2 separate regions of the Mus musculus genome follow, and region 2 is linked to region 1. Evidence: chromatin loops called from intact Hi-C (ENCODE). Cell type or tissue: heart. All regions are shown on one strand.

What was found. Peaks named below come from ENCODE experiments on the same cell type or tissue, not always from the same donor. Only the 100,000 strongest peaks of a DNase experiment are listed, where the experiment ranks them.
Region 2: it touches region 1 in a loop (2.4-fold over the local background); 5 of 42 quality-filtered maps call a loop at or near these places.

The regions. Positions count from the first base shown.
Region 1 is chr7:90,300,887-90,303,386 of GRCm38, reverse strand. It overlaps Sytl2 (synaptotagmin-like 2), which reads right to left and starts at 958. Exons shown (of 20, transcript NM_001368878.1): 1 at 644-958. In heart, a CTCF peak has its summit at 1,026; DNase peaks (open chromatin) are centred at 326 and 1,086; H3K4me3 peaks cover 1,404 bases; H3K27ac peaks cover 811 bases.
Region 2 is chr7:90,369,021-90,371,520 of GRCm38, reverse strand. Sytl2 (synaptotagmin-like 2) reads right to left here. Exons shown (of 20, transcript NM_001368878.1): 5 at 1-64. Among named protein-coding and RNA genes, the nearest start is that of Ccdc89, 56 kb to the left of the region's middle. In heart, no CTCF peak of the experiment used is centred here; a DNase peak (open chromatin) is centred at 960.

The sequences.
Region 1 (2,500 bases):
TTTGGACCCCGCCGACCCTCCAGTTGTGTATCTGAACTGCCCCCTCTCCCCCACCCAGGCTTCCTCTGCACACTGCTATTAGACTGTAGGGTCAGAAAGCTGTGATTCAAAGCGTGTGTTTAGGCTCCCTCTCAACCCAGAGCCCACGTCCTGGAAGCTGCTGGTCACATACCAGCCCTTAGTAAAAAATGAGAACTTTTCAACGATGCAGGAAATGGAGCCCCTCATAGCCAAAGACGACTTATAAAGGGAGGAAAGGGGAGGAGGCACTGTGAGCGCAGAGACCCACTTCCTACCCCACTTCCTACCGCACTTCCTACGGCTGCTGGATGGGTCTTACACCCTGAAACACGCGGTTTTGCAGTTTGAAGCTGGCAAATCCCACCCATGTGACTTAACTCTATAGGATAAGAGGTCTGGTTGGGTGTAGAGGAAACTGTCCCAAAACAAATGTGTTAATTTTCAAACTAGAGTTCGCGGGGGGGGGGGGGTGCTTAGCTGGGTTCCTTCGCTGCACCTCTGCTGTTCCTCACCTGAGCACCCTGCGGGCGATTGCTCCGCAGCCAGGTCCCGCCAGTCTCCAGCCCCAGGTCTGGGGTCAAGCCTTCAAAGTACCACCCCCAATTCCGTCGCAACTGCCTACCTGGTGTCCCTAGCTTCGCGGACACACGGCGGCGAGGGCAGCAGAAGGAACTCCTAACTAAAGGAGAAACTGAGGGATGAAGCTTGTTGGTTGCCGCCCCGGTGGTTCACGTTGTAGCAGCCAGGATAGCAAGGACAACAAAAAAATCTCTCTCTACACCAACTCCTCCAGCTACTCCAAGACCCAGAGCAGGACCAGAAAGCAGTCCCAGCGACACCGCCAGTAGACAGAAAAGTCACACCCAGAGCGCGCGCCGAGTCTCCGCCGCAGCCCCGGCTGCCCGCTCTACCTCCTCCGGGCTGCCAACCTCTCTCTGCCGCCCAGCGCTCGCAGCCGGCTGCGCCACCCAGGTGTCGCCGCTGTTCGGGGCGGGCGGAGGGGAGGGCAGCGCGGGACCTTCCAGGGAGCACAGGGCTCGCCCCGCCCGCCCGCGCCTGCGGGGCCGCCTCCTGTGCTCTGGTCCCTGCGCTTGGCTTCTCTCCCTTCCAGGCCTCCTTCTCTACTTGTCAGTGAAGCAATCGAGTTTTTATCCAAAAGAACGGAAACGGCACTTTTTTTTTTTTTACGTCCCTATGCAAGAGGGTCGAGGATACCTTCCATCTGAAACGTAGGGACGGTCACCACCATGCGGGGAGAAGAGGTGCCTGTAATCTAGCAAAATGTTCTAACCCCTCCGGCCATCAGTTTCTTTCTCTCTTTCTTTCTTTCTTTCTTTCTTAATTTAAGTTTTATTGCATTATGACGAGAAAAGATACATAATTTCAATTTATCTGAATTTGTTAACACTTAAAAACATATTTTGAATAAATAGACTTACATCACATTCTTCTTTCCCTTTTGTACCCCAACTTCTCCCAGAGACGGCCCCCACTTCAAAACCTGCAATACCTTTTTTTTATCATATTCTCTTTTTTCCTTTTTTATTAAATATTTTCTTTATTTACATTTCAAATGTTATCCCCTTTCCTAGTTTCCCCTCTGAAAACTCCCTATCCTTTCTCCCCTCCCCCTGCTCCCCAAACCATCCACTCCCACTTCCTGGCCCTGGCATCCCCCTATACTGGAGCATAGAACCTTCACAGGACACCTCACACCAGTCAGGATGGCTAAGATAAAAAACTCAGGTGACAGCAGACGCTGGCAAGGATGTGGAGAAAGAGGAACACTCCTGCGTTGTTGGTGGGATTGCAAGCTGATACAACCACTCTGGAAATCAGTTTGGTGGTTCCTCAGAAAATTGAACATAGTACTACTGGAAGATCCAGCAATACCACTCCTGGGCATATACCCAGAAGATGCTCCAACTTGTAATAAGGACATATGCTCCACTATGTTCATAGCACCCTTATTTATAATAGGCAGAAACTGGAAAGAATCCAGATGTCCCTCAACAGAGTAATGGTTACAGAAATTGTGGCAAATTTACACAATGGAGTACTATGCAGCTATTAAAAACAATGAATTTATGAAATTCTTAGACAAATAGATGGATCTGGAGGATATTCATCCTAAGTGAGGGAACCCAATCACAAAAGAACTCATATAATATGCACTCACTGATAAGTGGATTTTAGCCCAGAAGCTCAGAATGCCCAAGACACAATTTGCATCCGTTTCTTTATACAGATAGCTAGGATTAAATAATGTGATACTTTAAAAGTAGCCGTGGGAGAGAGGGGCCGGGGGAGGTGGGCAGAAGGATTACCTTGAGTTTGAAGCCAGCCTCTGCTAGAGAATGAGTCACAATACAGAGAAAGGAGAGAGGCAGACAGAGACAGAGAAAGAAGAGAAGAAGCATATTAAAAGTATTTACTAATACAGAGCCAATGAGAAGCCTCAGGGTAAAACACTTTCAGC
Region 2 (2,500 bases), 68 kb before region 1:
TGGAGTCCTCGTACTTTCCTGGGACATATCAATCACACTGGAAGCTGGATCCACCAAACTGGAACTGCAAAAGAAACCATCACTCAGAAAATAAAATCTCACCCTGTCCGAGGCATCGATCATGGCTCCACGGCCAAGAGCTTCTAAGACAGGAGAAGTGGGGAAGGTTACAAGATCAAACTGCAAGAAGGGAGAAGAAACTGGGCTCCAGCCATGATTAGGGACCAAAACAAAGGCAATGGTGAGACAAAGATGTAAGGGCAGCATGAGAGAAGACAAAAACACCTATTAGGGTCCCTGAAGACGTCCAGGGTACAGGCACACAAGAGGTTCACTCACAACTTCAACTTGCAGAAATGAACTCGTTTCAAACTTAGATCTAAGATAAGATACACGTGAGAAAGTGAGCAATGGGCTTTATGGCTGAAATAAAGTCACAAAATCTTAATCCCATGGCAGTGTTCCTCCTAATACATATAAAATATAACTGAAGCAGAGACTGGATAAGGCAAGTGACCTGCCAAGGAGATAGAATGACCAAGTCAGATAACTATACACAAAAGCTAGTGGGTTACAGCAATCTCTTATGACCATCGTTCCAACAAGCTAATAGATGAGTTCTTACCCCGGTACAAAAGAAAAGTACCAGAAGGCCATTGAGAAAGTGGGGGATGGGTAGATGGCAGCTATTTGAAAGAAGTCCACAGGATTTTCTAAACCATGATGCCCTTGCCAAAGGCTGCACAGCCCCCGGGGTGAAAGTAAACAAAGAGTGCCAAGAGCATGATGAGTTGAGCAGGCCACTCCCTTGACTATGAGTAAGAAGAAAAGTGGGTCACAGAATCCCAGGACAGGAGGGAAATCTGCTTGCTGAGAAGGCTTGCTCCAGGGAGCTTTGCCATAGACATAAAAAAAAAAAAAATGAAGTCACTGTTGGCTGGAACTGCTGCTCCCTCTCAATCTCTACCGGTTCTTAGTGACATCAGAATCAGGAGCTTGGAAAAATCCTCTGAAGGGGATGGCTTTTCCCCTCATGGCAGAGGAACAGAAACCCAGGCAAGGAAACAATTCACCCTAGGGTCATGGAACCTTGCCAAAGATTGCTGCCACTAAACCCCAAGGCTAGCAATTTGTGGTTTCATTTCTGTATTTGAACTGCTATTTTTTTTCTCATTAAGCTCTTAAGAAAATCATCCTTCCTTCCATCACCTTCCTTATTGATCCAAAAAGAAAGTACATCGGAGGAGGTGTCATTTACAGCCCCGTCACACAAAGCCAAAGAAAGGGGAAGGCAGGACATATGAAACGGAAAATACAGGAAGAACTTGTAATGGAACCAAAATCTGGACATAGTTGATAGGAAATCTATTCCTGTACTAGGTGGACGCAAAGTCAAATTAAGTTGTCAAAAAGAAGCATGGCCACTGATAGAATTTGGTGTCCACATGAAAGGCCAACACCTCAGAACTGAGAGGCCATTTCTCTCCAGTGTCACTTTAAGTGGTCAGTAGGGGAACCTAGCCAATTACCCAGTGCTAGGTAGACCATGGGCCTTGAGGAGAACCTACAATTGCCACCCTATTAAACTAGCACAATTCCTAACTACATTTTAACTATTTGTCCTTATACCCACATATAACTTTATCCTTCATCCATCACCAAGGAAAGTTCTTTGCAACAGATAGTGACCATTACAGAAAAACATAACAGGTCAAAATGCAGAACTGTGCAGCCCAACCCCAACTGATAGACAGATAACACAACTTCTGTACCTTATACACAGGGATCATTGTGGAAGAGGGGACAGAAAGACTATAAGAGAGGGAGTTTGTTGTAAGATTGTGTCTCCTAGAAATGTCAGAGGCTACACCCATCGAAGTCTTACCAGAGTGGCTGCTGAAGTGTGAGCTGAACAAGAACAGCTCCAATAGCCATGCTAACACGAATGGGGAAAGCCCATCCATACAAAGCCTACCATACACAGGAATGCTGAGAGCAAGAGAGATAGTCTTCCTCGGGAAGAGTACACCAATTAATTATCCAATAATGGCCAACTCTAAAACCATATACATACAAGTAACATTAAGCATTCCGAACAGGTTGTGTTTATTCACACAGGTAACAACAATTGAAAAAGAGGCCGTGGATGTGAAAGAAAGCAAAGGGGAGTATATTGGAGGGTTCTGAGGGAAGAAAGGGGAAATAAATGTAATAAATTCCCCACAAAATGGGCCAGTGTGAAATCTGATGAACAGTATACACCAGATGCCTGACACAGTGTAAATGATCTCCTTTATTAAGTAAAGCAGCTGGAAAATCGGAGGGTCTGACCCAGACACGGAGACTGGCTGTCACCAAGGGGCAGACATGTCCTAGACATGTCCTTATTATATCTTACTCCTTCCCACTTTCTTATTTACTTATTTATTTTAATTAGGTATTTTCTTCATTTATATTTCAACTGCTATCCCAAAAGTCCCCCATGCCCCCCCACTCCCCT